Linked DNA regions of Homo sapiens: region 1 is linked to region 2. A link is a loop called in an ENCODE intact Hi-C map of the cell type or tissue named here. Cell type or tissue: CD14-positive monocyte. All regions are shown on one strand. Each heading gives the region's core, and the rest is flanking DNA. Links, peaks and the distances in the headings are about the cores only.

What was found. A loop is a pair of places that touch in the nucleus more often than their neighbours do. Peaks named below come from ENCODE experiments on the same cell type or tissue, not always from the same donor. Only the 100,000 strongest peaks of a DNase experiment are listed, where the experiment ranks them.
Region 1: a loop joins it to region 2, with 5 times the contacts of the local background. A loop is called at or near these places in 94 of 110 quality-filtered maps.

Annotation. Positions count from the first base shown.
Region 1 is chr3:71,866,286-71,882,613 of GRCh38, forward strand. No RefSeq gene overlaps it. Among named protein-coding and RNA genes, the nearest start is that of PROK2, 89 kb to the left of the region's middle. RefSeq lists enhancers at 6,673-7,209, 9,155-10,086, 11,017-11,948. In CD14-positive monocyte, for the core only: CTCF peaks have their summits at 9,280 (motif pointing right) and 9,487; DNase peaks (open chromatin) are centred at 8,556 and 9,296.
Region 2 is chr3:72,816,215-72,832,542 of GRCh38, forward strand. SHQ1 (SHQ1, H/ACA ribonucleoprotein assembly factor) reads right to left here. Exons shown (of 11, transcript NM_018130.3): 5 at 16,155-16,267; 6 at 8,210-8,337; 7 at 1,016-1,170. Among named protein-coding and RNA genes, the nearest start is that of SHQ1, 24 kb to the right of the region's middle. RefSeq lists enhancers at 6,033-6,082, 6,103-6,382. In CD14-positive monocyte, for the core only: a CTCF peak has its summit at 6,369 (motif pointing left); a DNase peak (open chromatin) is centred at 6,137.

The DNA.
Region 1 (16,328 bases), core at 8,149-10,648, 950 kb before region 2:
CCAAAATTATAACATTGTCTAATGGGGTTTTCACTGTATGTAAATGTGGTAAATAAAATAACTGCAGCAAAAAGCCTATATATGCTAAAGGTTTCTGTATTCAACTTGAGATGCTAAAATATTTGCAAGCAAAAAATGAAAAGTAGTAGGCAAAGGACATAAACAGACATTTTTCAAAAGAAGAACTACATGCAGCCAACAAGCATATGAAAAAATGCTTAATATCACTCATCATTAGATAAATGCAAATTAAAGCCACAATGAGATACAATCTCACACCAGTCAGAATGGCTATTTATTAAACAGTCAAAAAATAACAGATGCTGGTGAGGTTGTGGAGAAAAGGGAATGCTTACACACTGCTGGTAGGAATATAAGTTAGTTTAACCATTGTGGAAAGCAGTGTGGCAATTCCTCAAACAACTAAAAATGGAACTACCATTCAATCCAGCAATCTCACTACTGGGAATATACCCCCCAAAATATAAATTGTGCTACCATAAAGACACACGCATGTGTATATTCATTGCAGCACTATTCACAATAGCAAAGACATGGAATCAACCTAAATGCCCATCAATGGTAGACTTGATAAAGAAAATGTTTACATGTATACCATGAAATACTATGTGGCCAAAAAAAGAACGAGATCATATCCTCTGCAGGGACATGGATGGAACTGGAGGCCGTTGTCCTTAGCAAACTAATGCAGAAACAGAAAACCAAATACCACATGTTCTCACTTATAAGTGGGAGCTAAATGATGAGGACAGCTGGACAACACACACTGGGGCCTATTGGAGGGTGGAGGGTGGGAGAAGGGAGAGGTTCAGAAAAAAACCCCAAAACTCTTGGGTACTATGCTTAGCACCTGGGTAATGAAATAATCTATACACCAAACATCCAAGTCATGAGTTTACCTATGTAACAAATCTGCACATGTACCCCTGAACCTAAAATAAAAGTTAAAATATTTTAATAAATAAATAAATTGAAAAAAGAAAAGTGAAATGTTCTGTATATTGTAATCCCTGAAAGTATATTTTAAGTACTATTGCAAAATACTATTCAAAGAAATATAGTCATAAAAGAGGATACATACATACAAACTATGTTCTCAGATCATAATGAAATTAAATTAGAAATCAGTAACAGTAAGGTAGTTGGAAAATCTCAAAATACTGGGGAGAAACAGAATGGACAAATGAAATGGAATACAAAAACATGCTCGAATAACCAATAAAAAGGGCAGGAAAGGGGAAACAAGAACAGAAAACCCAGGGAACAAATAGAAAACAAATAATAAAATGGTTGACTTAAATCCAAATATATTAATATCTACACTAAAATATAAGTGATCTGAATTAAAAGATGGAGATTGTCAGAACGGATTTAAAAAATGACCCAACTATATATTGTTTATATAGAACTCATCTCAAATATAATGATAAAAATAGGCTAAAAGTAAAAGGAGGAAAAGGATATATTATGTAAAAACTAATAAAACGTAAGCTAGAATGGCTATATCAATGTCATATAAAGTAAATATCAGAGCAAAAAAAATTAACACGGATGAAGAGGGAGACTACATAATAAGAGGAGAAGACAGCAAGAAGAAATAACAATTCCAAATGTTTGTACATCTAATGACAGAGCTTTAAAACACACAAAACAAAAGCTGAGAGAACTAAAAGTAAAAATAGATAAATCCACAATTATAATTGGAAAATTCAACCTTCTTTTCTCAGTAATTGACAGAACAAATAGATAGAAAATCAACAAGGATATAAAAGAATTGAACAACATCATTAAACAATTGGGTCTAATTGATATGTATACAACATTCCATCCAGCAACAGCAAAATACACATTCTTTTCAAGTGCATGTGAAACGTTCACCAAGAGGGACAATATTCTGGGTAATAAAACAAACCTTAACAAATTTGAGAGAATTAAAATTACATAAAGTATATTCTCTGACTATAATGGAATTAGATTTGAAATCAGTGAGAGAAAGTTAACAGGAAAAAATCTTCAAACACTTGACAAGTATTAATATACTGCTAAATAATGTATGGGTCAAAGAAGACGTTCCAAAAAAATTAGAAAATATTGTGCAGTGAATGAAAATGAAGAAAAATATATCAAAATTTGTGGGCTAGAGCTAAAGCTGTGGTTAGAGGAAAATTCTTAGCATTAAATGCTTATATTAGAAAAGAAAGTCTTAATAATAATCCATGCTTCCACTTTAACAAACTAAAAAAGGAAAATAAAAACCCAAATCAATTGAAAGAAATAATGAAGAAGAGAACAGAAATCAATTAAGTTGAAAAGAGACAGATAATAAAATCAATGAACTAAGAGTTGGTTCTTTGAAAAAATCAGTAAAATTTATAAATGTCTAAAAAGACTGACAAGGAAAAAAAAAGAGAATGAATATCATGAATATCAGGAATGAAACAGGACATGCCACTTCTGAGCCCAGAGAGTATTCATAATTTAAACTTTCCAAAAAAAAAAAAAAAAAAGAGAAATCTACAGTTCCAGATAGTTTCACAGAAAAATTCTAGCAAATATTTAATGATTAAATAATGACAATTCTATACAATCTTTTCCACAAGACAGAAGAGGAGGGAATACTTCCCAACTCGTTTATCCTGATACTGAAACCAAAGACAGTACAAGATAAAAACACTGCAGACTAACATTCCTCACGAACATATGATATGGTTTGGCTATGTCCCCACCCACATCTCATCTTGAATTGTAGTTCCCGTAATCCTCATGTGTCCTGGGAGGGACCCTGTGGGAGGTAATTGAATTATGGGGGTGGTTAACCCCATGCTGCTGTTCTCATGATAGTGAGTGAGTTCTCATGAGATCTGATGGTTTAATAAGTTGCTTTTCCCCCTTTTGCTTGTCACTTCTTCCTGCCATCATGTGTTTGCTTCCCCTTCCACCATGATTAAAAGTTTCCTGAGGCCTCTCCAGCCATGCGGAACTGTGAGTTAATTAAACCTCTTTCCTTTATAAACTCTCAGTCTTGGGCAGTCCTTTATAGCCATGTGAGAACGGACTAATATATCATAGATGCAAAAATCCTTAACAAAATCTTAGCCATTTGAAGCTAGCAATGTATAAAAAGAATAATAAATTACAACTAAGTGGAGTTTCTCCTGGGCTATGCCAGGTTAGTTCAGTATTTGAAAAATCAGTCATTGTAATAGCAATAGTCAAAAGGAAAAAAGCCATATGATCATATAAATTAATACAGTAAAAACATTTCACAAAATTCAATATCAATTCATGATTTAAAGAAATTATGAAAAACTCTTAGCAAACTACAAAAAGCAATTTTTGTCAACCTAATAAAGAACATCATTAAAAAACCAACAAAAATCACACCTAATGGTGAAAGATTGAATGCTTTCCTCCTGTAAATGAGAACAAGGCAGACTTCCTCTACCTCCATTCCTATTTGATGTCGTACTGTAATTCCTAGCCAGTGCAATCAGGAAAGAAAAAGAAAGGAATCCAGACTGGAAAAGAAGAAATAAAACTATCCCTGTTCACAGATGAAATTACTGTTTACATGTGTCCAAAAAACAGACACACTCGACACACACACACACACACACACACCCCTCCTAGAACTAATAACCGAGTTTAGCAATGTTGTAGAGTACAAGTAAAAAAAAAAAAGTTGATGATATTTCTGTATACTTATTGCTAATAAGGAACTGGAAACCAGGTATTTTTCAAATGCCGTTTAAAATAACTCCAAACATTGAAATACTTATGTATAAATTTAATGCAATATGTAAAGGGTCAATAAAACGCAGATGAAATAAATCAAAGAAGACCTACATAAATGAAAAGACATACTGCACTCAAGAATTGGAAAATTATAATGTAAAGATGTTAACCCCCCCAAACTCATCTATAGATGTAACACAAACCCAATGAAAATCCCAACAGGATTTTTTGTAGACAGAAATAAGTTGATTCTAAATGTATATGGAAAGGCAAAGAAAGAATAGCTAGCAGGATTTTAAAAAGAATAGAGTTGGAGAAATCATACTTTTCCATTTTAAGGCTTCTGTAAAGCTGCAGTAATTGAGATCAAGATAGCATGGTATTGGCAGAAAGATAAACATGTAGATCAACGGAACAGAATAGACTTCCAGAAATAGACCTACACAAAGATGGCCAACCGATGTTATTTTAATTGAAGTATAATTCACACACAATAAAATGCCGTGACTTAAAGTGTGTAAATTGATGCGTTTTGACTAGGGCATATACCCATGTAAGCCACACCCTGTAAAGTATATGCCCATTTCCATTACTTCAGAAAGTTCCCCTGTGTTGCCTCCCCCCATGGGCAACTACTGTTTTCCAGTTGAGTTTTTGATCAGTGTGCAGAGGCAATTCAATAGGGAAAGGATAGTCTTCTCAATAAGCGATGTTTAAAGCATTTGGGCATCCAAATGCAACAAAATGAACCTTGACCTAAATCTCATACCTTATTCCAAAGTTAACTCAAATTAAGTTATACATTTAAATGTAAAATACAAAATTATAAAATGTTTAGAATTAAACATAGGGAAAAATCATGACCCATAACAGAAAAAAAAAATTGTAAGCTGGACTTCATCAGAATTAAAAACTTTTTCTGGGAAAGACACTGGTAAAAGAATGAAAAGACAAACTACAGACCGAGAAAATATTTACTGATCACATATCCAGCAAAACACTTGTATTCAGAATATATTAAGAACTCTCGAAACTCAACATTAAGAGAACAAACAGTCCAATTTTTAAAATGAGCAAAAGACTTGAACAGGCACTTCACTAAAGGGATGGCAAATAAGCTCAGGAAAAGATGTTCAACATCATTAACCATTAAGAAATGGCAACTTAAAAACCATGATGAGATACCCTCCACATCTATTAGAACGGCTGAAAACGTGAAAATACTATGGCAAACACTGTGACGGTTTCTCGTAAAGTTCCAGGCACGTCTACCAGCTGACTCAGCATCCCACTACTAGGAATTACCTAAGTATTACAACATGAAAATTTATCTACACCCCCAAACCTATACAGGAATGATGATAGCAGCTCTATTTATAAGACATACTGCACACATAAATGGGAAGATAACAATGTAAAGTTGGGAATCCTCCCCCAAATTCATCTATAGATTTAACACAAACCCAGCTCTATTTATACTGATTATAGCAGCCAAAAACTGGAAGCAGCCAAATACCCTACAACGGGTGAAAAAAGCGTTATGTCCACACAATGGAATTCTGCTCAGTAATAATAATAATATTAATTTTAAAAAGAACTATGGATACATGCAACAGCTTGGATGACTCTCAAATACATTATGTCGACTGAAAGAAGCCAGTCTCAAAAGGTTATATATTGTATGATTCCATTTACGTGACCTTGTGGAAGAGACACTTTGGTGATGGGTAATGGCAGTGCTTGCTAAGGGTCAGGGTTGCAGGGTTGGGGCGGTGGGGGGTTCTGACAACAAAAGGATGGCGTGAGGGAATTTTCTGGGTGATGGAATTGTTTTGTATTGATTGTGGGAGTGGTTACTTGAATGTGTATGCGTGTTAAAATTCACAGAACTGTGCTCACGTACAAAGTCAATTTTACTGTATGTTCATTTAAAAAGTAAAGTTTTAAGAATTTTTTTTAAAAAGAGTTAAAATGTTTTCAATGAGACAGTCAAACATAACAGGAAGAAAATACTTATCCAGAATGTGTTATTTATATATTTTCAGTGCTCAAACATTCAGGAAAAACATAATGTGTTGTTTTGTAGGGAAAGCTGAAAAGGAAAAAAAAAATTAAAAAGGGAAAAAGTAAGTATTGCCTTAAGCAGGGGTTCCCAAACTTCAGTTTCTATAAGAATCATCTGGAGAATTTTTTAACTTTTGTTTGTTTGTTTGTTTGTTTTTTGCTAGACTTCACCCATCCTCATTCTTTGAGAAATTACTTGGCTGGAACAGAAAAGGTAAGTTTTCTCAGCTGCATAGGTAGAGACACGTGTTCTATAATGCTAGATCAAGACCACACTGGACTTGTTCCAGTAAATCAAAGAGAGATGCTTCTGGTTTCAGTTAAGTCATTAGAACAAAAATCTTCCTTCAGAGAGTTTACATTTGCAGTGCTTAGGCTTGTAAAATGAGACACATAAATAAACCCTCCTCCGACCAGCAAAACAAAAGTATTTTTTTCCTCTTCACAGATTGAAGTAGTTCAAGTGAGAGTCTCTGAGTTTTCCTAGGCAATCACCAAAGAACATTAGCCTTTAAAAATAAGCTGATGATTAAATGACTTGCTCCAAGTTATTGGTGGAATATAAAGTTTTTTAGATTGGTTGGTTTTTGTTTTTTGGGGGAGGCAGGGAGAGGAGATGCCATTGTGTAGAAGCAAGCAAACATGGCATTTTGGATTCTGGAAAATAATGTCAAAAGCATAACTAAGAAAGCCCTTTCTTTCCTATAGTTTCAGTTTCATATTAGCCTACCTTTAAAATTGTGTTTTTAAAGTAACGTTAAAGGGGTCATATCTGATTTTTCATAGCCTTTAAAAAAAAAAAAAAAAGAGAGAAGAAAAGTAAAATAAACTCCTGGCATGCTTATAGTTCCATTATCTCCCTAATTACCCTAAATTTTAATATTCTAATTACTCTAAATTTTGGAATGATGCAAATTAAACTGTTACCTAACTTGTTGACCTTGTAGAAAGAGTGGAAAGGGAACAAGAGCTGGATATTTTGATTCCAGAGGCACTGGTTTCATCACGGTTTTAGGCAGGAACCAAAAGTACCGCACATCAAAACAGTAGCTGTTTTCTTCAACCCACACGCGCACACTCAGGTCAAGTATTCTGAACCAAAGGCACAGGTTGACTCTTGAGAGCCGTGGGCCCCTTCACCAGCCTGAGGGGATGACTTGGGAATTTCAAACATCCGGGATTGCCACAGCATTATACCTCATCTAAAGTAGGTCCCTCTTTGTAGGATGAAAAGAAAAGCGCTTTTCTTGCACCTTTCACCAGAGGAAGTGGATTTGGCTCAGCAAAAGGGCAGACTGCCGATGGGACCAGAGGACTCCCAGGCCTAACCTCTACTTCGAGAATGGGAAAACCCTGGCCAGCAGGCCTGATCTAAGAGCTATGTTCAGAAGCACAACAGAGTACAGCCACTTTGGAAAACCATCTGGCAGTTTCTTACAAAACTTACCATGCAATCCAGCAATTGGGTTCTTAAGTATTTACGCAGTGAGTTGAAAACTTATGTCTACACAAAAACATGCACACAGATGTTTATTGAAACTTTATTCATAATTGCCAAACTTAGAAGCAACCAAATGTGGCCGGGTGCAGTGGCTCACGCCTGTAATCCCAACACACTGGGAGGTTGAGATTGGCAGATCATTTGAGATCAGGAGTTTGAGACTAGCCTGGCCAAGGTGGTGAAACCTTGTCTCTACTAAAAATTCAAAAATTAGCCAGGTGTGGTGGCAGGCATCTGTAATCCCAGCTACCCAGGGGGCTGAGGCAGGAAAATCACTTGAACCCGGGAGGTGGAAGTTGCAGTGAGCTGAGATCACGCCACTTCACTCCAGTCTCAGTAAGAGTGAGACTCCATCTCCAAAAAAAGCAGCAGCAACCAAGATGTCCTTTAATGGGTGAATGGATAAACAAACTGTGGCACATCCATTCAATGGGATATTATTCAGTGATAAAAAGAAATGAGCTAGTAAGCCATGGAAAGATATGGAGAAACCTTAAATGCATATTATTACGTTAAAGAAGCCAATCTGAAAAGGCTGTATACTGTATGATTCTAAGTATATAACATTCTAGAAAAGGCAAAACTATAGAAATAGTAAAAAGATCAGCGGCGGCCAGGGGCTGGAGGAGAGGGAAGGATAAATAGGTGGAGCACGGGCTCGGCGCGGTGGCTCACACCTGTAATCCCAGCACTTTAGGAGGCTGAGGTGGGCAGATCACCTGAGGTCAGGAGTTCGAGACCAGCTGGCCAACGTGGAGAAACCCATCTCTACTAAAAATACAAAAAACTAGCCGGGTGTGGTGGCAGGCACCTGTAATTCCAGCTACTTGGGATGCTGAGGCAGGAGAATCGCTTGAACCTGGGAGGCGGAGCTTGCAGTGAGCCGAGATCATGCCATTGCACTCCAGCCTGGGTGACAAGAGCAAAACTCCTGTCTGAAAAAAATAAAATAAAATAAGTGGAGCACAGGGGATTTTTAAGGAATGGAGCTATTTTGTGTGATTCTGTAATGGTGGATATATGACATCACGCATTTTTCAAAACTCAGAATGTTCATCACCAAGTGAACCCTAATGAACCCTAATGCAATCTATGAACTTTAGTTAAAAATCATGTTATCAATATTGGCTCATCAATTGTAGCAAATGTTTCATGCTGATGCAAGATGTTAGTAATAGGGAAAATGGCTGTGTGTGCATATGTGTGGGTAGGCGTGAGAGCATATATGGGAACTCCCTGTACTTTCCACTCAGTTGTTCTGTAAATTTAAAACTGTTCAAAAAAAAATTAAGTTTCCTAATTCAAAAAACACACACAAAACACATGTGAAGGGCCTCTTGCCCTGGCCAGGTCCCCGGGCCCCATTGCAACATTTCGTGGATTTGGCTTAGTTTCCTGATGGTTTGCACCCTGGGTTTTCTGAACTTCAAAGGACCCTGGCTACCTGAGGTGTTCATTCCTACCTGTTGCCTGTCTTGACCATCTTCAAAATCACCTGCAGTGATAGACAAGCTCTGCCCACACCAGGAATGTTTCAGCTTCTCCCACAGGTTTACCCATAGTACCTTGAGCCTTTGTGTCTCTGAGTGACAATTTCCTCATCCATAAAATGGACATAACGACACAATCTGTCTTTACACTTGTTCTCATGCAACCCACCTGTACCAAGTTCCTTCCTTGTGCCAGGCACTGTTCCAGGCACAAGGGCTGCTGCTGTGAAGAAAAGAGACAAAACTCCCTGCCCATGTGGGCTTCTATTCTAGCAAATGGATTAGTAGGAAAACTCATGGAATTTCTAAAATAGTATTTGGCTCATAGCAGGTGCTTGATAAATACCAGCAACTGTAGCGGTGAGCCCACTGCCTCTACTGGGACAAGAGCTATCATTCGGGGCTTGGCAGGAAACACCTGTGCAAACCCTAGAAATGCCATCCCCAGGCAGGCTGCAGCAACTTTATGCCCCAGCAGATGGCAGCAGCTGCAGACACATCCCATGGTGGCCCTGAGCGCCTGCTAAGGGGAGGGAGGAGGGATGGGCTGATGAATGAGAGGCTCAGACTGTTATCCTCTGGATCACAACAAAATCCTGTTCTTTCCTCCTGAAAACAGAGCTCCTTATCTTATCGAGTCATCTCTAGCTTTGTCCTTTCAAAAGCAGCCACTTAACCCCCTGCAGCAGGGAGACAAATCCTTCCCAGCCCTGCAAGTCAGAACTGAGGTTTCAACTGCTGAATTTGAAAGCGGAAACCACCTGAGAATTTAGTGGGTTCAGAGGGTCACAAAGTCAAAGGCCTCTAGGGGCCAGGTAGGGAATGATTGCATGAGCAGGAGGAAAGAGGAGAATTGGCTGAAAGGCTAAAGATGCCTCGCAAAGCTCTTCCTGGCTCCACCGGATCACCCCAAATGCTGGGAGGAGCCAGATATCTGGACTGTGATGTGATGTCACCCCATTTTTTTTTTCTTGAGACAGGGTCTTACTCTGTTGCCGAGGCTGGAGTGCAGTGGCACGATCATGGCTCACTGCAACCTCCGCCTCCCAGGCTCAGGTGATCCTCCCACCTCAGCCTCCAGAGTAGCTGAGAGTACAGGCACATGCCACCATGCCTGGCTAATTTTTGTATTTTTCTTTTTTGTTGTTTTTATAGAGATGAGGGTTCATCATGTTGCCCAAGCTGATCCTGAACTCGTGGGCTCAAGCAATCCACCCACTTCTGCCTCCCAAAGTGTTGGGATTACAGGCGTGAACCACAGCCCCTAACCTGTTGCTCCATTTTCAGAGCACAGTGTTGGCCCAAGAACTTCTCTGACAATTGGATTTGGCCTGAGCTCTTTAAGTTGTGACCCCTGACACTTCACTTGAGCTATTTCCAGATAAATTACACGTCCTGATGGAAGCCCAAAGAGGAGTGTTTATTTGCTGAAGGCCACCCTTTGAGTTGGGCACAGGCCAGAGTTAAACTGAGTTCCCTTTGCTGGTTCTGCTTGTAAAGCTGCAACCCTCTGCCATTAAGTGGGGTGTGTTTATGTGTGTGTCTGAGAAGAAAAGCGAAGTGGTAAAAATATGGAGTGTAGCCTGAGATAACTGCAACTGGTATTATTACTTCTCAACTATAGATAATAACAGCACTAACAATGCTGAACAATTGATTGGGCATAGGTGCCAGGCACTGGGCTGAGAGTACTTTCCATGGATTAACTAATTGCATCCTCGTACCCAGCCCAGGAAGACATTGTCATTATCCCCGTGTCATACAGGTGGAAAGGAGGGCATGGAGTGATCTTCCGAGAATTGCTGAGCTGGAAGTGGTAGGATCTTAATCCTTTTGCTTTGACAAGGGAGTGATCAAAGGAGAGCTCTCTTCCTGGCCTCTTGGCCCAGGGGCCACCCCAGGGAGGAGACTGGAGGGATGGTACCCTGAGATGGGGGTGCTGTAGGAAAGGGTTCACAATCCAGACCCCAAGAGAGGGTTCTTGGATCTTGCCCAAGAAAGAATTCAGGGCGAGTCAGTAAAGTGAAAGCAAGTTTATTAGGAAAGTAAAGGAACAAAAGAATGACTTCTCCATAGATAGAACAGCCCTGAGGGCTGTTGGTTGCCCATTTTTATGGTTATTTCTTGATGATATGCTAAACAAGGGGTGGATTCTTCGTGCCTCCCCTTTTTAGACCCCATAGGGTAAACTTCCTGATGTCGCCATGGCATTTGTAAACTGTCATGGTGCTTGTGGGAGTGTAACAGTGAGGACGACCAGAGGTCACCCTCATCACCATCTTGGTTTTGGTGGGCTTGGGCCGGTTTCTTTACTGCAAAGTGTTTTATCAGCAAGGTCTTTGTGACCTGTATTTTATGCTGACCTCCCATCTCATCCTGAGACTTAGAATGCCTTAACCGTCTGGGAATGCAGCACAGCAGGTTTCGGCCTCATTTTACCCAGCTCCTATTCAAGATGGAGTTGTTCTGGTTCACGCGCCTCTGACAGGGGGAGCCAGGACCCAGGCTTGCTGGGAAGGGGTTTGGAGAGAGCGTTTCCTCCCCACCTGGCCTGCAGGCATCACAGCTGACAACTTTCTACCTCTCTGCATCCTCAGATAACCTTCCTGGGGAAGGTGACAAATGACACAGGAAAGAGAAACAGGCCTAGACCAGGAAAACTGGGAGGAAGGGTAAGAAATTTGCTCTGGCTTCCTGACAGAGACCGACCCCAGATGGGCCCTGGGGACTCCAGTGAGGCAAGGGGGTCCTCTGGGGAGCTTCAGAGCCTGCTAGAAGTGAGTGGAATGCCTGTTGGTTCTGCCAGGACACTGGTGACACAGCATATGGACTAGAAGCAGGAGGGTAAGGGCAGCCAGCACCAAGTCTCTTCCCACCCCTCTCTGCTCAAGATTCTTCCAACGTCCTCTTACAATAACTCGCTCCCCGCTCTCCTGCCTCACATTCAGACATAAACTCAATATTCAGTGCTTTTCTAGTATTTTCTAGCTTGCCAGAACTCTCAGAGTTGTAATGCTGTATCTGGACTCTCCCTTCTCAGTATTTACTAGTTTATCGCTTAGGTAAGTCTCGTAACATCCCCGAGCTCACTTTTCTCATCTGTAAAATGGGATAACAATACTTACTTTACAGGTTACGGTTCTTGTGAATTTTCCCTCCAGGGTAAGATTTGCACTTTAATAGAATTTTTCAATGCCTTAAGTTGAATGAATGATGAATAGAGGGGGCTGCAGCAGAAACCAGGCTGCCAGTGCACATGTGCAGCTTGGAGGTGCTGCGGTGCTGATGCCGAGGAAAACTAGGACACAGAACACGAGACACCGTCATTTGGAATCACTTCTTCTCTCCTTTACCTTCTATACACACACCCCTCAAACCATCAGAGTTAGAGATGCCTTGAGTCAGGACTGTGCTTTTCCTCTCCATATTTCCCGATATGTAAAATGAAATCATAACAACCATCATAGCCATGTCCTAGGGTTGTGATTGTGAGGACTGAATGAGTTAATGCACATAAAACCCTCACCGCAATGCCTAACACCTAGGAAGCACTATATATGGGTTACTTGCATAATTACTGGGTTGGCCTTAAGTCTCAGTTCCTACAAATGTGAGCTATTAGTGAACGTTATTCCTCCTGTTCAAACTTGCATTTGAAGATATACGTGTGTCACATTTCCTGAAATCTTGAAGGTCTCTCAAACGTCATTTACATTTGGATTCAGAGGGAACTATACTTAATCTATGCACTATTGTTAGCATAAAGCAGCTTGCTGCATTGGGAAAGACACAGGGGCAGATGATTCAGAGCTTGCTGACCTTGGAGCTGTGTGACCTTGGACAAGGTGAGAAACAGGAATAATTCATGGAGTCTTTTAAGGGTCAAATGGCATCATGGATGTGAAAGGTAAAAACCTTAAGAAAAGAGTAGAAAGCTCTTATTACTAACACTGCCAAGTGGATTCCTAGGAAGTGGGACGAGGGGATTTTCCCTGCTTCTGCTCCCTAAACTCAGCATCTCATACATCAGTAGATGTGGGTGGGGTGACTGGCCCGGGATAGCACACACGGCTGCTTAAAGCTGGCCCGTGGAGATGTTTTGGCTTAAGGATCACAGCATGGAAGGGAACACATATGGCCTTTTCTTGCTGAGAAAGGAAGATGATAAGCCTTATTCTTGTTCTACCACATCCAGCCACAGTATGGAGCAGTGGGACGCCGGGATATTTTAATGGGAGCAGGGTATCTCTTAGCAACCCGCGTCTTTGCTTCATTCTGTGGAATTCCTGAACCTCTCCGCACTGAAGTTTTCTTATCGGTAGAATGGGGATACCACACATATAGGGTATTGGAAACATTAAATGCAATGATGCTTGTAATTGATGAGCAGAGTACCTTCAATAGCATGTGGGAGCAAATGGTAGCTATGAATCTGGGACAGTGTTGAGCACAGAATGAACGAGAAACCTTTTGTTATAGTACCAAGGCTCAGAAGAGCTTAGTTTGTATTTGGATCTGATTCTTGGGCAAGACACTTACTTAGCATCTCAGTTTCCACAACTATGAAATAACCAAATCAGAATTTCCTAAAATGTTTCTGCAAAATATCTAAAAATAAGGGATGGCCCTTTAGATGTCCCATAAAGAGGATGCTGTGGCCATGAAGTCTGAGGAAAAGCTCCATCATCTCTTGTTCAGAGATTTCCAACAGGGGTGGGCATTACCAGGTCCAGCACAGCTAGCCTGTGCCAGCTCACAAGATTGTTACAGTTTCAGAAATTTTGTGAGCCGGTTTTTAAACACAGCCATCATTAAAAATTAAGTTACATAAACGGACAAATCATATTAAACACAAATATAGTAAAGACTCAAAACTTTTCACTTCCTGTGTTACTACATTTCACTAGTATCTATGCTTTTGAGGACATGATGTTTATTGTATCTGTAGAATGGAAATACTACAGAATGGAGTGCTACTGCGTATCTCTTGTCCACTGTGCATTCAGTGACATCACATCCGTAGCTTGAAATCAGTCATGGCAGGAGTATTATACTCCAGAAGCTGATAAATGCTACAAATCACGGCGATTTTATTTGAGAGAGAAGGTTGTTAAACATTTACCAGCACACTATTGGCCCGTGATTAGCTTATTAAAGACCCCAGCAAGTTCAGCAATACACTCAGTTAACTAGGTAATTTTCAAACCTTTTGGACCAGAGAACTACTTCATAGACAGCTTTTAGAAAACATTTGGTGATGTCTGAGGCTGACGCGGAGGCTCAGGCCTGTAATCCCAGCACTTTGAGAGGCGAGGTGGGTAGATTACCTGAAGTCAGGAGTTGGAGACCAGCCTGGACAACTTGGCGAAACCCCGTCTCTACTAAAAATACAAAAATTAGCCAGGCATGGTGGTGGGCACCTGGGAGACTGAGGCAGGAGAATTGCTTGAACCTGGGAGGCAGAGGTTGCACTGAGCTGAGATTGCACCACTGCACTCTAGCCTGGGTGACAAGAGTGAAACTCCATCTCAAAATAAAACAAAATAAAATAAAATAAAATAGAAAACATTTGATAATGTTTGAAATGCAGCACTGGCTGATCCTATCGCCCCTTTCTGCCATTTTCCTGAGAGGGTGCAATTGCTGAGTTACCATGTTGCAATGCGCACCTGGTTAACTGAAGGCTCCGTTCAATGCTCACTTCACCCACTTACCGAGAAAGGAGCTCCCTGTCACAATTCCATGAGATTTACAGACTTCTCCCCTTGCCAATGAAAGTTTTTTGCATTCTTCACATTTGTGAAATGTACCACCTGCCACGTGTCTTTGCATGTGTCATTCTGCTGCCTAAACGCTACCCTTTCCTTGTCCCTCTTTATTCTTGAGATCTTAGACATAGGTTTTAAGGGGCGATCTGAGCTTTTGGTCAAGTTAGATTCCTCTGAGCCCTGAGATTTCTTCCACTCCTCTGACATTCCCGTAGAACCCTGCTCCTTGTCTTCAGGGTGACTTTCTTTAGTTGGTAATTATACATTTGTATCCAGGGTGTGGTGGATGAAATATTAGCATAAACTCTTTGTAGCTCTTACCATTAAATTTATTTCCCCATTCCTTGAATGACTGGGGCTGGCCTTGTAACATGCTCTGACCCATGGAATATGGAGGCCCTACCCCTCCTGGCATGCTGCCCTGTGACCTCCATGCTGGTCAGCCCAGCAGCAGTGGAGAAAAGGACAGAGAAGAACTGAGATCATGCTGAGGTGTCTCACGTGAAAAATCAGCTCATGAAGGGAGAAATAGCCTTGGGAGCCAGACCATCCTTGTGAGGGGAGGCTTCCAGTTTATTTTGTTCCCATTCATTACATCAGCACCTGATCCAGATTTTAGATTTTTCTCATGCCAGCTCTGTGTATGGTGAGATGTACGGGAAGTTTAAATAGCTCCACACAGTGTAGTATTTTGTATGTGTTAGCTCGAGCTGCATGCTAGGGGCAGACTGCTACCCAGATGAGAAATTTATACACCAGGGCAATCAGCTTGGTTTTAATCAGAAAGGATTTCAGAAACATTGATTCTAAAAGCATTGCTAATCCTTGCGTGAAATCCAGAGTCTTTGGTCATTCACAAAATGAACATTAGAAATATGTTCTGTTAAAATTAGAGGTTTTAAATTAACATATTAGATGCTGTAAGTGGATTCTCCTTGGGCAATTTAGTGGTAGTCAGGATACATGGCTTGGCCAGAGCATTGTGGGGCCAGTCCTCTGCCCTTGTAAGAGGGTAGAAAGTCCAGGGAGGCCTGCAGTGGGTACTCTCAGGGATGACACTGGAGACTTTGTCTCCTGGTCTCCTGCTGCTGCCTCGAGGCTAGTGTCATGCCTGCTGCATGTGAACCTTTTTAGGAAAGGTGAGGTTAAAAGGGCAAAGACCTGGGACTTCATCCAGCTTGCAAAAACATTTTCTATAAGCCATTTTATGCCTTGTATTTAATAAGTACGTTTAAATAATATATCTGTAATATATGGGCCACAACTTGGAGACTTGCTTACATTATAACTTGGCCTTCACTTGCAAAAAGTGAAGACGTTGATTGATCTACTTTTTTTAAAGCTTTTTCCAGATCATGGCACATGGAAGGAAAACTGAAACAGAGAATGGCAGTGTTACTGAAGAGATGTGATGAGACTGGAGTTAGGTCTGATAACATGGCTGGAATTTACAGGGCAGAGTTCTAGAGAAGTAGCAGTCATACAGAGAAGAAGCTTCTGAAATCTGCTCAGAAAAAAAAAAAAAAAAAGAAGCTTCAGGAATCCTAGACTCTTTGGGTACCAAGTGACAAGTATGCAGCACACGAATCCAGGTGGCTAGGAAAAGAACAAAGCTATGAGCTGAATTGAGATTTGGAGCTTGTATGGAACTGAGTTTTTTTGTTGCTGTTGTTTTTGTTTTTTTATTTTGACAGGGTCTCACTCTTTTGCCCAGGCTAGAATGCAGTAGTGTGATCTCAGCTCACTGCA
Region 2 (16,328 bases), core at 5,149-7,648:
GAAAAAAGCAGGTTAAATAGTATACACGTTAGGACCTAAGGTAAATACACACAATATAGACACACGCGCACACTGAAAGAAGATTGGAAATAGATACATCACCATGTAACAGCGGTTATATTTCTGATGACTGAAATTACAGGAAATCTTAATTATTTTCTTCATGTGTATATTTTCCTTCATATGTGAATTATTTGTGTAATTCAAAAAAGGAAAGCTATGCTCAGATCAAAAATAACCTTTTGAGCAAGGACAATTATAAACAGCTGCAGGGCCACACTAACTAGAAAGGCTGTTTTTTTTGGTTTCCAGCCTTTTTAAATATACAATCAATGGTACAGGTGAAAAGGAAGTTTAGCTCTTCATTTACAAAATCAAATATGGTTTAAGAAGAGATACAACAAAGTCTATATTATTTTTTAAAAGATGAAGAAATAATTTACAAAAGGATTTACTTTTATAATATGATCCCTTTAAATAGCAAAAAAAGATATAATTCAGGTTTTAAAAAATCTGATTTACATATAATTTTTCAGAGTACACATACTCTATGAATTGAGGGACACTTGCAGGTAAATACTAAGATTTCTCTATTTTGTAAAATGCCATATTTTGCATCTGCTGACTTCTGGCTGAGAGAAAGAATATAAATGGGTATGGCAGTTTACCCCCTTGCCAATGTGAAGTGTCATGTGACAGAGCACTTCTCTGGCCTAAAAGAGATGAGAGCTCAGAGTAGCCTTCCTCTCTACTCTCAGTTTCACTCCCTTAAACTTCCCTACTCTGCTATTTTTGCAGAGACTAATGCCAAGAGAAAAGTGAAAAAGACCAACTAAGTAATGTATGATTGCATGTGGGTACCCACCACCACCACCACACACATGCAACTCTGCTGGGGGCATCCCCTGAATAACTGATCACCACCAGTTCTACTCTAGACAAGAAAGACTGATGCTTTAATGCAGTTTACTCAGCACAGTCATCTATGGCAACATGCACACATACATGCACTTACATTCTTCTCTCCTTCAGTGACACGGGTTTCATAGCAATATGCCAGAAGGATATCAATCAAACTGTAGCACACTTGACGACAGGCTCTCTTGTCCAGCAGATAAGATTTATTGACAAATTTTCGTAGCTGATACTTCTCTTCTTCAGAAAAAGACACTAGAAGAAAACGCATTTAAAAACTAGATGTTTCATTCAGTTTTGTAAAACTCCCAATGGAAGATTTGTCAAAATTAGAACTTTGATTATAGAAACTGAAATAAAAGTTCTTTCTACTTAACTATGGATATATAAATAACTTAAGTAGACTTCACAGTTTTAGTAAGAGCTATGAGTCTGCTCAAATTCTAATAGGGCTGAATAAAGAAGATTTTTCTAAATAATACCTATTCCTTAATTCCTGACCCTCCCTTTTTTGCTACACTGTTCTGTACTTAAGACGTCTGAATGCCAGTTACTGTCTTTAAAATTAAGATAATACATTTTGACAACAGAAAGTGCTAAATAAAGCACACTGAAAATATTCGTTATCCATTTTGAAAGTTCTATACCAAGAAATAGGAATACTCCCAGATATTAATCAATTAAAATTGTTAAATTTAAATTTAATTTAATTAGATTAAATTTCAATTCAAATTAATCCATTAAAATCTCATATTGTTTACCATATAAATCAAGTTTTACATATGACCACATCACATACGTTAGACTTGTGGGAAAAGATTGTTTCTTTACAACACAGTTCCTTTTTGCTTTTCTTCTTCTGCTTGGCACCTTCTCGCCTCCTGAATATTCGTCAACAGCCTCTCACACACTGAAAATCTAGTATATACCATTCCATAGTTTTCTCTAGACATGTAATCACATACAGACACACAAGCATACCTACTAGGGAGTTTATACTTCCTACACCCTCCCTCAACCCAAATAACTAGGTCATTTTTCTCCATCTAGCCCTTCTCACTCAACAATACCTCTGGCAAATCCCTAAAAGTCAACTGGTGTGTAACTAATTTTTGTAAAGGAGTATAATATTCCAAAATGTACCATGCTCTGTCCAATCACTCCCCCTACTGATGGGCACTCACTTTGCTTCTAGTTTTCTGCCACTGCTAATAATGCTGCAATAAATATCCTTATCCTATGTCCTTGATTATTAGAGGCTTTATTTCCATAAAGTAGACTCTCGAGACTGTATTGACTGGGTTAAAAAAGTATCTGTTTTAGAAAGACACTTTACTTAAAGGCTACAATAACTCTCCTTTCTCACAGTCATGAATAGAAGTTCCTCTTCCTACACATACCTCCCACCTCCCCCTGGCAAGAAATGTAATAGCTTTTTTACAATCATTTCCAGGTTAATAAATTGAGTATAGTAGGCAGAATTCTAAGATGACTTCCAATGAGTCATATCATTATGTGGGGATGGAGCTTGTGACCTGCTTCTGTCCAACAGAATACGACCAAGGCAATGGGACAGTCATTTCCATGATTATATTCCATTATTAGCAGACCAAAGCCAGGGACTCGCCTGCTAGTTTTGAAGAAATAAGATGTCACATGGTGAAGTGAGAGAGCCTGTGAGAAGGCTATGTGGCAGGGACCTGTAGAGGCCTCTAAGATCTAAGAGTGGCCCCCAGCTAACAGCCAGCAACAAAGTAGGGGCCTCAGTTCTATATCTGCAAGGAACTAAATTCTGCCAACAATCATGTGAGATTGGAAGAAGACCTTGAGCTCCAGGAAAGAACACAGCCTCCAACATCTGTTTTTTAAAAAAATAAGATGGATATCTTTGGCTACAGCCTTGCAAGACCTTACACAGTGGACCCAGCTAAGCCTGGCCCAACTTCTGACTCATGGAAACTGAGATCATGAATGTACACTGTGTGAAGCTTGTGATAATTTGTTATGCAGCAAGAGAAAACTAAAACAGTGACTTATCATTGTTATTTCACTTAGTATTTCTCCAATTGCTCAACTTTAAGCACTAGTTCCTTGGTTTGTAGGCAATCTGGATTTGCACTCTTATGAGTGACCCATTCGAATGTGTTTTGTCCAGTTTTTTTCTATTGGATGGCTTGTCTTGTCAAATTAAGAATCCTGTATATTATAGATATAAACCCTAATCATCTTTCCAAAGCTACCATATCTCTACTGACTTTGTTTATGGTACCTTTTGCCATTGAAACACTTATTTTTCATGTAGTCAAATATGTCCATTTTTTTTTTAAGACAAGATTCTGGATTTATAGCTTTAGTTAAGGTTTCCCCAATCCTTGAATTGTACATGAAGTCTCTTTAAGATTAAATTTATTATCCATTAAGTGGAGGTACAGCATCATAAACAAAGGTCCTCATCCTGGTCTTCATATTGAGTAGGCTGAGGAATAAGAGGAAGAGGAAGGGTTGGTTTTGCTATCTCAGGGGTGGCAGAGGCAAAAGAAAATCCCCATATAAGCAGACCTATGCATTTCAAACATGTTTTGTTCAAGGGTCAACTGTATTTAATTTAAAATTTACTGGATTTAATTAATAAGACAGATAAACTGAGTGTTGACTGCCTCATTGGAGGACGCATCTGAAGTTCCTTAATTTAAATAAAAGCTCTCAGTTCATTTTAAGCAATTTGATTTAAGGAAATGGCATGAAGGCATATACTCACTGCAGGAAGAAAGCATACCTGACAAAATATTTTATGACTCCTTGTATTTAGCAAGAAGGTTAGAGACAGTATTCCCTTAGGTATGGTTTTTGAGATGTTCATTAATTTAGCTAATGGGAAAATGCCAGGTGTTCATGATCTCTGACTAGAGAAAAGTCTTTATATCCTAGTTGACTAATAGACCCCTGCTCCCACATAATTCTCAATCACAAAGTAAGCATGCCCAGAAACTATTTAGCAACATGTCAACTCTCTACATATTTATGCCTTCATTTTTAAGTAATCATACCTATCGACGTTTATCCATTTATAAAAGTTGACCTAGGCAATGTAGGTTCTGACGTTACATTATCCACATGTAAGTATTTCTACATTAGTCATTTTCAATAACTGTGCACAGAAGAAAAACCTACTTGAATTATTCTTCTGAATTCTTGGATACTAGGAGCTGCTAGACTTTCCCTAAAACACTTCCACCTTTTACTGAGCATTTATAAGTTCCACTGTGGCCTACTTCATTAATAACACACAAATGCATTTAAATTCTGAAATTCAAGCAAAGAAATCAGAGATGATAAATAACAATAACAACAAACCAGGAAATCACTAGAGAAACCAAAAGTCTGAGCTCCCTAAGGCCTTTTTTATTAGAGCTGTAAATCATATCACCCAAAGGGGAACTTGGGGGAAGTTTGCACACAATCAAGTCTAACCTAGCAGCAGTACTGGAAATAACTACAGATGCAGTGCCAACAATGCTTGGATGATTGCCACCATGAATAACATTTGTCAAGCATTTGTATGACTTAGCTACACTACAAAGCAGCTTTGCTATATAGTTCACAATGTTTTGGCTAATTATACTTTTAAAAATAATCTCCAGTGAAACAAAAGTCAGCTGAACTCTCAATACATTTGAGGAGGAAACTGGTGCCCTAGCATTGAAGCAAATGGCCAAGGACCACCTCCCAACATCAAAAACCCCACCAATATGTCTGAAGGCTGCAAAGGGACTATCAAAATGAAAGATGTCTGCAAGGTAGTCACTTTTCTCTTCCAAATATTTTCTAATTTTGTTACTTTTAAATCCTCCCTTCCTCTCTAAATCCCCCTCCCAAACATCCCTCTTATCTGGGTCAACAATTAAATCACAAAGGATCTCAATGCTCTCAGAGTAACGCACATCTGTCTATTACATTGTACATTCACTGGAACCAGATCAAGGGAACCAGAAAAAATTGTGCTGCATTCAAACCTTCAGCCTAAATGGGTAGCCCTGCAGTGCTACAACTTTCAAAGTTGACACTGACAGTTATCTCTACAAACACTGAAGGGCTCACTGGTGCCAAACAGGATGTCCCTGCTAGGAAGTTCATTGACTATAAATGTTACGTGGTGTCATAACAAGCAATAACGTGCCAAGACTCTGGAGCTTCAGATTAACCACTGAAAGACAACATGGGAAATGCGGTGAGTTCATCCTCATGAAACCAGAGCTCAGGGGAAGCACGGCGTTTAACACTTCCATTTACAAGCCTTTGGGGAGGAAAATCTGGATCACTACAAAGCTGGAGAAAAGTCTCCCTGTTGTAACTCAGGGCTGTGATGAAAACGACAAGAATTACAACCAAGGGAGAAAAAGAGGGAGCAAAGTTCACCACCTAAGGCTTATCTGGAATTCAAAGCAATCTAGGTTAATATTTTATGATACAGAATGAATCAAAGGTACACCCCTCACCTGCACTGTTGTATCTGCCTGGCGACACCTGATGAGGAGGTGTTAAACAGACAACAGCCCACGCTATGACACAAAGAGGAAGAAGGCCAGAGAGGCAAAGAACAAAGAGGAAGAGGAGAAAAGGTACAGCAGCATGCACCATAGTTCAGCAGAAAACTGTGATGTTTATTTCTTGGTTTATTTCTTTTCCCCCATATTTTATCCTGGCTCAACACACTTCAATTTATTCCTCCAATTCTGAGTGCCCCAAATATTTGAACCAGGATTTTTCAAATGAGAGAGAAATCTTGTTAACAAGGAACTTTCCCTTAAAGCTTTCTAAATGTATAAAAATTGTAATTTCACAGAGAAACCATCCAACTCCTGGCTCTCCTGTGACTGATTTTACTCTACAATAATAATTTCTAACATTTACAGGATTTTAAATACATCGTTTCATTCAATCTCAGGACAACTCTGAGGTAGGTACAGCATTCCACAGCAACCCAAAGGTGCAAGATCATATCGCAGGCATGTGGTGGAACAAGAAGTCCAACCCCAAGCCTACATTTAGTTTATATCTTACATTTGGTATTATTAGAAGAGACACGCTGTTCGACACAAAGCTCAAGTTCGTCTACCTTAGATCACATGTCCTTGCTATTTTTAAAGGTGGTTTTTAGAATGAATCACCATAATGGCTTTGCAGACTATGACTGTTCCTGATGCACCAGCCTGGCTATCAGTCATGGGTCAGATGAAGGGTCAGGAGGGCAGGTGGTTAAAAGGACTGAGTGGCTTGATCTCCTGCTAAAATTACACAAAGAAGACTAAGAGCATTGCTGACACAGAAAACTGGACTGAGAACAAGCTACAGTTTATCAAAGTAGAGCAAGTTAGAATTTAAATCAAAGGGAACGCCTTCTCTTGATTTTTAGGGCAACTAGCTCACCCTGGTGGACAGAAAACTCAACTACGCAACCATCAATTTTCTCCCACACCACCTCATTAAAATACCGTGCTAAAATTAGGGAAACTGACTCAAACCAGTTGACACACTTGATGATTTAAGTTTGTTCAAACTTCATGATCAGATCTACCTAGCATGTACAATTAACTATCTATATTCTGTTAGCAATCCTAAACCTGAAAATTTGTCTATATATACATAATGTGAGAAGTCTCTGAAAGCTGCTTAAACTCAAATATAAAAGTCAGGATTTGTTGAAAACGACAATAAATCTATAACAAAGAGTCACTATAGGCCGGGCGCGGGAGCTCACACCTGTAATCCCAGCACTTTGGGAGGCCGAGGCTGGCGGATCACAAGGTCAGGAGATCGAGACCATCCTGGCTAACAGGGTGAAACCCCGTCTCTAGTAAAAACACAAAAAATTAGCCAGGCGCGGTGGCCGGTGCCTGTAGTCCCAGCTACTTGGGAGGCTGAGGTAGGAGAATGGCGTGAAACCGGGAGGCAGAGCTTGCAGTAAGCCGACATTGTGCCACTGCACTCCAGCCTGGGCGACAGAGCAAGACTCCGTCTCAAAAAAAAAAAAAAAAAAAGAGTCACTATAATGAGCTTCTGTTATGCAATAAAGCTAATCCTCTATTTTCTAAAATATTATAGTAGCAATTTTTTGATCTGGTAGAACTCACCTAAACTTTAATAAAACTTAACCATAAAAACATTTATTACAATATTTATAGATATTTACTGAGTACCTTTATATAACAGGCACTATACTAGACACTGAAAAAATAGCAGATAACAGGCTATTGCATTGATATGCAGAAAATAAAAAACTGTGATGCATTAGAGACCCTGTAGCTACTTCAGAATGAGTGGTCAAAGAAGGCCACTATATATACTATTTGCAACTGCAGAAAACAGGAAGTCACCCAAATGTCCACCAGTAGTAAACAGCCCAAATATCCATCAATCATGAAAAAAATATCCAACCGGATACTATGTAATCATGAAAAGCTTCAGGTAGATCTCTACATACTAATATGGAAGATGTGCAACACACACTACAAATTGAAAACAAGGTACAAACCGGGTATACGTGAGTCTATGTGTAGACATTTCTTAAAGCGACTGTTTAGATGTGGGAATATATATTTTTAAAATATCCCCAAAATTGCTAATAGTGATTACTTCCGGGAAGAAGAACTTGGGGTGGGAAGAGTCTATATTCCATTTAATACTCTTCAGAATGTACATATATATGTATTCTTTCCATTTAAACATTGAAATTTTATTTTTAATATGTAAATAAAAGCCAAATCAGTGTGACAGAAAACATGGGTGTTCTCTTCTTGATCTGTCTGCAAATGTTATATTTCTAATGTATAGTCTTAATATATCAATGCTACACTGCACTTAGAGAAGCTGGTAATAACATGTCCATCTAGGTCTTTTCCCACTTGGGTCTTCCCCCCGCCCGTTACTAATACTCAAATGTCCTTACCAAAGAAGAATGTTCATACCTCTTAAGCAGGTTATTGAGAAACTACAAATGTCCTGTGTGATAATATCCCTAAATTTAGGTTTTAAAAAATAATTAATTATAAAAGAACTCCAATGATTCTAAAGGAAACCATACTTCAAAAGAATTTTCCAACACAAATAAGCCTAATTATTTAGCGGCATTTTCCAGTCAGGGGCAAAGAAGTCATTTCCAAAATTAGCAATTCAAACTCATATTTTAACATTATAAGGCAATTACAACTATACGCTTAATAATATGGAAGGCAGTAAACGTGGTACACCATGAGATTTTAAAATGAAACAAATTAGCCGAATTTGAGTTTCTTACCTAATGTAGCATGATTTTCTTGTTCCTGACTCTTTTCCAAAAAGGCCATCATTTTTGAATATTTGTCAGTCCACCAAGGATTATACTTCAAAATCTGTTCAATCGCCTCATCTTCAAAAAAGTCAGCTCTAGGAAAAAACATTGAAAGAACTTACTATACAGGATTTCACTGGCTTTTACTTTTTAACATTTTATCTTAACTCATATTTGTACTAGAAATACAGATTTTAATTCAAAGTACATTTCAAGGAAAGACTGAACACTATATTTACTTTCTTTGTAGTTACTAACCACAAACATAAGTTATTTACCATAAAACAAAAGTAAGTATCTGCCTAAAGGGATATATAACATTGCTGATCTCTTTTTTTTTTTTTTTTAACTTTTTTTAAAAGAGATGGGTCTCACTCTGTCATTCAGGCTAGAGTACAGTAGTAACATAATCACAGCTCACTGCAGCCTCAAACTCCTGGGGTCAAGCAATCCTCCTGTCTCAGCCTCTCAAGTAGCTATGACTATAGGCACATGCTACTGTGCCTGGCTAATTTCTATTTTTTCATAGAAACAGGGTCTTGCTTCCTTGCCCAGACAGGTCTTAAACTCTCGGCCTCAAGTGACCCTCCCACCGCAGCCTCCCAAAGTGTGATGGGATTACAGGCTTGACCCACTGTGTCCAACCTCTGATCTCTTTAAATAGAAGGTACATAGAAGACTGGTCCTACCCTGAAGTCCCATCCCATATTCGATGATGTGAAATGAAGCAAATCTGAAGACACATTGGACTGAAATCTAGCACTTGTGCTAGGTATGCAAGTACTACAGACTTTAGTAAAATTTCAATAAAGGAAAAAATTTTTGAACTCAACCAGCAAAGAAAAACAAGCAGATGAGTAGGAAATTCAGGATACTGCATCTCCACAAAGAGGCTAAAAGGGGCTACACACACACACACACACACACACACACACACACACACCATTTTTGGCATGTGCACTCATATTTTCTACCAAGATAAAATCTATTTTATTAAGATACTAATTTTAAAGTTCCTTAAACTACTGAAGAAGATAAAAGCAACATTTGTAGAGAACAGAAAGCTAATTTTCCTGCACTCTACATTCCTGTTTTAACTAGAAAAATAACAGCCACATTCAAAATACACCTCTCACTCTTGGAGGACACTTATTCAGAAATGATTCTATCTTGCATTCAAAGTTGGAAATTGGTATTCTTGGGAAAAGCATTAACAAGGTATAACTCATGGTGAAAATTTTATTTATATTTTAGTTAACTAGAAACTCAAGGAATTGGTTGCTTTGATACACTGAATTTTCTAACTGATAGTTTTACAACCTTATAGTTGTAAACTATAATCTTATATCAGTTTCTAACTGATAGTTTTCCACAGCCTTCCCTTTCAACTGAGATACTGAAATCACTTAAAAATTAGAAAGATCACAGACAACTTACGGAGTTCTTTGTATGTTCCAGGCACCGCACTAAAAGCTTTGCATCCATTATTTCCTTGAATCCTCACACCATCACTATAGGCATGGGGTACTATCAATATCCTCATTTTACAAAGGTAGAAACTGAGGCTCAGAAAAGTTTTGTATCTTGGCCAAGTTCAGAGAACAAGTAAAAACCATAGCTAGGATGTAGACATACTGAACTCTTACTTCAGACTCCAAGCTCTTAACCAACATAAATATTCCATTTTTATATATGAGGAAATAAAGTACATATTAGACAAAACTGAACAGCTAATATCTTGAAATAGGAATTCTCAATAACAATTTCCAACAGGTGCACAGACATATGAGACAAGGACAAAATAGCTGCTTCATAAACTAATCCTGCTAAGCCTATTTTCTTATTAGCTATCTCTTTCTCCTTAAAGTGAAGGAACTCTTTTGAATTGAAGTTCTACTATAAACTCATCCACAAATCAGAACGTGAGCTTTTTTCTAGGATATGAATTTCAAAGGGATAAACAATAACAATAAATGGCTAAAATGCTAAATAAGTCATTCATTCAACAGAAAGTACTGACATTGTCCCATGTTCCATGATCCATGTTAGGCACTGGAGTTCCATTCATGACAAGACACAGACAGTCCTGGCCCTCACACAACTTACAATCCCATGGGAGAGTCAAGCAATTACAATATAGCAAAATGCTATGACATATCAGCAGTACAGGATTCTAGGGCAAAATAAATTAGAATGACAGGCAAGGACCCTGGAGGATATAATACCTAAACCAATGGTTGAATGATAATGAACAGTTAACCAGATGAAGGGGGTGGGACAGAGTATTCTGTAATGAAAAACTGGTTGGCGAAGGCTAGAAAACAAGAAGGCACATTTAAGGGAAAAAAAGTTGAAAGAAGCTGAACATAATATAGTGGCAACCACCTTGTAAGCCATGTTTAAAAAATCTCAAAGATTATCCCTACCAACTAAACACTTAAAAGCTTTTTACATAGGGGAATGACATTAGCATGGTTTAGAAACATCACTCTTATTGCAGCCTGGAAAATGATTTAAAGGGAGAAACCTGGAGAAGCAGACATAATGGTGGCCTAGGATAAGAGAGTGGCAGTGGACATGGAGAAAAGTGGATGAATCTGACCTATACGTAGATGACAGAACCCTCAGGTTGTAGGGAATGAAGAGCTCGAGGAGTGAAAAATGACACTGAGAATTCTGGCCTCCACAACTCAGTGGACAACAGTGTCCTTCGTTGAGACAGGGAAGCTAACAGACATGAGTGAGAAATAACGACTCCTGCTTGGGATAGGTTGAGTATGACATGCCTTTTTTTAGGATTTACAAACAGACCCATCCAATAGGTAGGTGGACATACAAGTCTGATGCTCAAGACAGAGATATGAGAGTCATAAGCATTTAAACCAAGAAGAGGATAAAATTGCCCAGGAAGAACTGGCACAGTGAGAGAAAAGGGCCTTGGACACCACAGCGCAGAGGACACCAAAGGCAAGAGTAAAGGAGCCTAACTGAAAAGATGCTGTTTTCCTCCCCAAGGGACCATGATGAAGGGAAAAAGAAAACTGGCTTGGTAACATGGTATTTCTACCACCTCCATCCCCCTCCCCACCAAAAACACCTCCAAAATGTTTGATTATTTTGAGTAAAATTTCACTAATACAGTCCTAGTAATCTGAACTGTGGTCTATGCTTGAATTGTCCATGAATTAAGAGTTTCATGAACAAGCGCTGACGGTGACTAATGTTTTACTTTTCATAATAAATTACTTTCAAGTTTTGTCTGTTTTTTCATCTGAGATCTCAATTTTTTTTCAAGACTTTTTTTTTTTTTTTTTTTGAGACAGAGTCTCACTCTGTTGCCCAGGCTGGAGTGCAGTGGCGCAATCTCGGCTCACTGCAAGCTCCGCCTCCTGGGTTCACGCCATTCTCCTGCCTCAGCCTCCCAAGTAGCGGGGACTACAGGCGCCCGCCACCATGCCCAGCTAATTTTTTTGTATTTTTAGTAGAGATGGGGTTTCACCATGTTAGCCAGGATGGTCTCAATCTCCTGACCTCATGACCCACCCCCTCAGCCTCCCAAAGTGCTGGGATTACAGGCGTGAGCCACCATGCCCCGCCTTTTTCAAGACTTTCAAGGTCACTAATTGAACAAGCATTCACTGAATGCCCTCTACGTGCATCATCAGGAAGATGAAGATCTGTAAAACTCACTTCTGCCCTTAAGGACTCCACAATTTAAGGAGAACCATGTACACAAATACAGAACATTATAAAACAATGCGGTAAAAAACAAGACAAACTGTAACAGGGGAGCACTGAGGTGGGCTTCCTAAGCCAGTCTAACAGGGCAAGTGCATGGAAGAAACAATGAGCCTAGTCTGAGGAGATAAGCAACCACTATTCAGGCAATGTGGGGTCAGGGGAAATAAATGGCAAAGGGATACCATGATAAAAGGAAATATATGAGAAGCAGTGTGGGTTGGGCGTGGTGGCTCATGTCTGTAATCCCAACACTTTGGGAGGCCAAGGCAGGTGGATCACTTGAGGTCAGGAGTTCAAGACCAGCCTGGCCAACATGGTGAAACTCTGGTCTCTATTAAAAATACAAGTTAGCTGGGCATGGTGGTGCACACCTGTAATCTAAGCTACTCAGGAGGCTGAGGCGGGAGAATGACTTGAACCCCGGGAGGCAGAGGCTGTGGTGAGCCAAGATCGCACCACTGCACTCCAGCCTGGGCGACAGAGCAAGACTCTGTCTCAAAAAAAAGAGAGAGAAAAGCCGTGTGGTATAGGTGGGGAAATGCAAACATTCATTATTGCTGTGGTGTAAAACGTGAGCAGGGAGTGGCAAAAGTGAAGCTACAGAGGTAGGCAGGGTCGGGATCACAGAGAAATTGCGATGACACACAAAGGAGTTAGGTACTTTAAGCAGAAGAGCACCAAGGACAGAGTTAAGCAGATTTTCATTTTCAGCACGTAAGACATCATACTAATGGTTCATGGTTGATGGATCTGAAGAAGTCCAGACTAGAAGCAGGGATGCCAGTTAGGCAGTTAGTGAGTGCTGCACTAAACCAGACACAGATGAGGGCCAGAAACTGATGAAGTGAAAAAAAAAAAAAATACTACAGAGAAAAATGGTACAACTTCAGGATTGATTGAATGTGTGGGATAAGAAAGAAGGCAAAGATGAATCCCCGCTTTCTAACCTGGGTGAATAGAGTGAAAAATGGGGCATCAATCAAGTTAGAAAATTCACAAAGACTTTAGAAGTAAAAGGATGAGTTCAATTTTGGACATGTTGAACAGAGGAGTCAAGTCAGTGGGATGCCTAGTCACTCTCTTCAATATGCTTCTTCTTCATAGCACTTGATTACAATAAAACCCCTTTAGTACGCTTCTTCTTCATAGCACTTAATTACAATAAAAATAGTGTCTACTTCCTCCACTACAATGGAAGCCCCATGGACAACACAGAGATTGAGATCTTGCCGTAGGCACCACGGTGTCTTTGGTATCTATGACACTGCTTAGCATGTACTTCATTCAGACAAATATTTGTTGAACAAATAAATACATAAATGAAAGAAGGGATACATAAAATTGTATTCTAATGCTTTTTCTCAAGTTCTGTGTTTTGAATTGAGAGCCACCTCAGAAGCAGGTGATCTTGCTCCCAGCCATCCAATTACTATTTGTTGTCTTAATATCTACTCAATAAACCCAAGAACTTAATTAATATACATCTTTTTTCACAAATTTAGAGTAATGAAAAATTATCACAATTTAAAATGGTACAACAAATGGTATAAGATCATTTTTGTCCCTTTTCTTATCTCACAGATGTTTAGAATACTGACTGAATTCTTTTGTTTTCTCCCAAAGAAATAGGCAAGATTTTATGAACTGGTTAATGTAAAATGTATGCCAACAATTAGAAAACTATTTGGGAAGAAGAAAACCAAACACTCTCAGCAAGAGAAGTATGAATACTTGGCTATAATAATAAGCAGTGAGGAATGACTATTAAGAAATGCTTCAAGATGCTGTCAACATATTTTAGTGTAAAAATAATACCCCAAAGGAATTACAAATAAGAAATGGATAATAAAAAACAATCAACATTTATGGATCATCTGTTACATGCCCAGCACTATAGTGAGCTGCAAAACATGCCAAAAAAAAAAAAACAGATTATACCAAAATAACATCCAGATTTTACAATAAAAGACTTTTAAATAACAATCTAAAATCATATATGTGCCTTTGAAATGTATAAATTTTTCTTTACAATCAACTGACTTCACCGTGTTCTGCTTAGGCTGAAATTAAAATTCATTTTCCTAAAGCCCCCCAAATCCTGACAACATGAGGAAACACTATGACTTGTAAAGACAAGTCAAACAACTTACAAATAGGTAATATTATGCTAATCTTATATACATTATTATGCTAATATTATATACATTATGTATTACATGTGTATATCACAATGTATTATCTGCATGGTGATAGTAATTTAAAGTGAGCCTTTTTTTCTCCACTGTTTTAACCACTAACAACAAGAAAAAAAAGCACTGAGCTAAAAAAAAGAATTTTTAAATAAAAATTAAAAAGAATTTTAGTTGCATTTCATTTAATATTAATACATTTGGGTGAGTCAGTCAGCTAATATAAATAGTGAGTAGTAACACAAAAATTACACTGAGCCAAAGTCTTACTGCTATCAGAAAAGTCACAAAGAATCTTTACCTCATGACTCCCACTCTCCTCACTTAGCCCATAACTAAATTTAAACCATTCTTGTAAGAACAGTTCTTTGAGAAGTGGAAAGAATATTTCATGCATAGTATTAAAGAAAATGAGCTTCTGGATAAAGACACACAGAAGATGGAGAAAAATAAGGGCTGCTTATAATATCACACTGCTAACTATAAATTCCAATTTCCTAATTCTCTCAGGCCATAGTTATTCTTCTAGTTTTAGAAGAGAGGAGATAGGCAGTTCTTCTAATTAAGCTCCCTCCCACTTGAAATTTCAGTCTTGTAAAGTTCATTCTGTTTTTATGCTAGCCTGAGAAATTTGCTGACAATGAAATTTCCACTTTAAATATTCAGCATGATTTTAAATGGGTTTCTTCAAATTGCTCTTCAGTGGACCTTTAAAACCACAATTGGAGAGATAAAGGTAATTAGAAATAGCAGTGTAAATGGAGTTGAATCTCTCAGATGTCCTCCAAAATGTAACATACCCTGCTCTTACCCAGTTTCCCTTAGGATGTTGAACAGTTCAACCATTTATCATTACACATCACTCATTCCATTTGCACATCACAAGATATATCCCTGCCATTCCAATTAGTATCCTACTGTGTCACAGGAGATAGAATGTTAATCACGAGAGCTACAGCAGTTAAACTGAAATAGTGTACATGAAAAGGATATACAAAATGACAAATGGAGAGACTCTTTTCAAGTCTTGGCCAAGCCACTTAGTAGTAGTGTGACCTTGAGCAAGTCCCTTAAACTCCTCTCCTCATCTGTTGTGAAAACTGAATAATCACATGAGTGCACTTTATAAGCTGCAGGTACTATACCAATATAAGGAGATATGATGATTATAGCTATATATGTAACAGTTTGGAAAATCTTGACCCAGAATTAATAATTAAGGTCTACATCAACATAAAACCCTCATTCTCCACGCATCCTAGCAGAGCCACATGTCCAAGAGAGGTCAAGCGACAATCCTTGGAAGAAATGCTGCTATCCTGGCCAGTGGGAGGTATCACAATCTCTCAAGTCATCATGTACCTATCTGTTAATTAGATAAGTTCTTTATGCAAATTTAAGCCTGATGGAGATACATTATAGCCAAAAACACAATTAATGCCAGTGGGAAATAATACAGCAAAACTTCAAATTAGATTCTATTTATTCTCTACCACGAAGAATAATTATTTGTTCATTGGAAACATATCACTGATTACAAGGGCTAGTGGATGAAAGTTATTAGGAAGATCCTGGGATCAGCCAAGAAATGTGGTACAGGTACATTTAAATTCTTAAAGAAATTGAAACATATTTTCATTTATGCATACCATTAATCACAACCAAAAGTTTACTTAAAAGAAGTGTAATAGTCTCATGAATTCAGTATTATATTTTTAAGCCTGGCGAGAAAAAAACTAAAAAGTATGTTAGAAGAGTTCTCTGTTGCTAAGATGAACAACTTGAGATATAAGAGGCAACATCTTACAAAGATTACAGAGGTACAACCATTGTAGGTTAATTCAAATGTCCATTAAGGTCTTCAGTCATCAATAATTTCTGGAATCCGAAATGCACATCCCTAGCAGAGTTTAAAAGACACTCAAAAATTTTAAAATAAATGTCAAGTAAATTATTTAATCCTCAAAAATCTCATTACTCACAGATAATGATCAGGATCAAACTTGGCCAGCTCAGCGGCCAGGCGCTTCTGTCTTCGTTCAGCTGCAGGGGTGAAATCTGGATCCTTAATATCAATAACATCACTCAGTTCATCCTGAGGACACCCAGAAAAGAAAGAATAATTGCTATCTCCTATTTTTAGCATTTAAAACTCA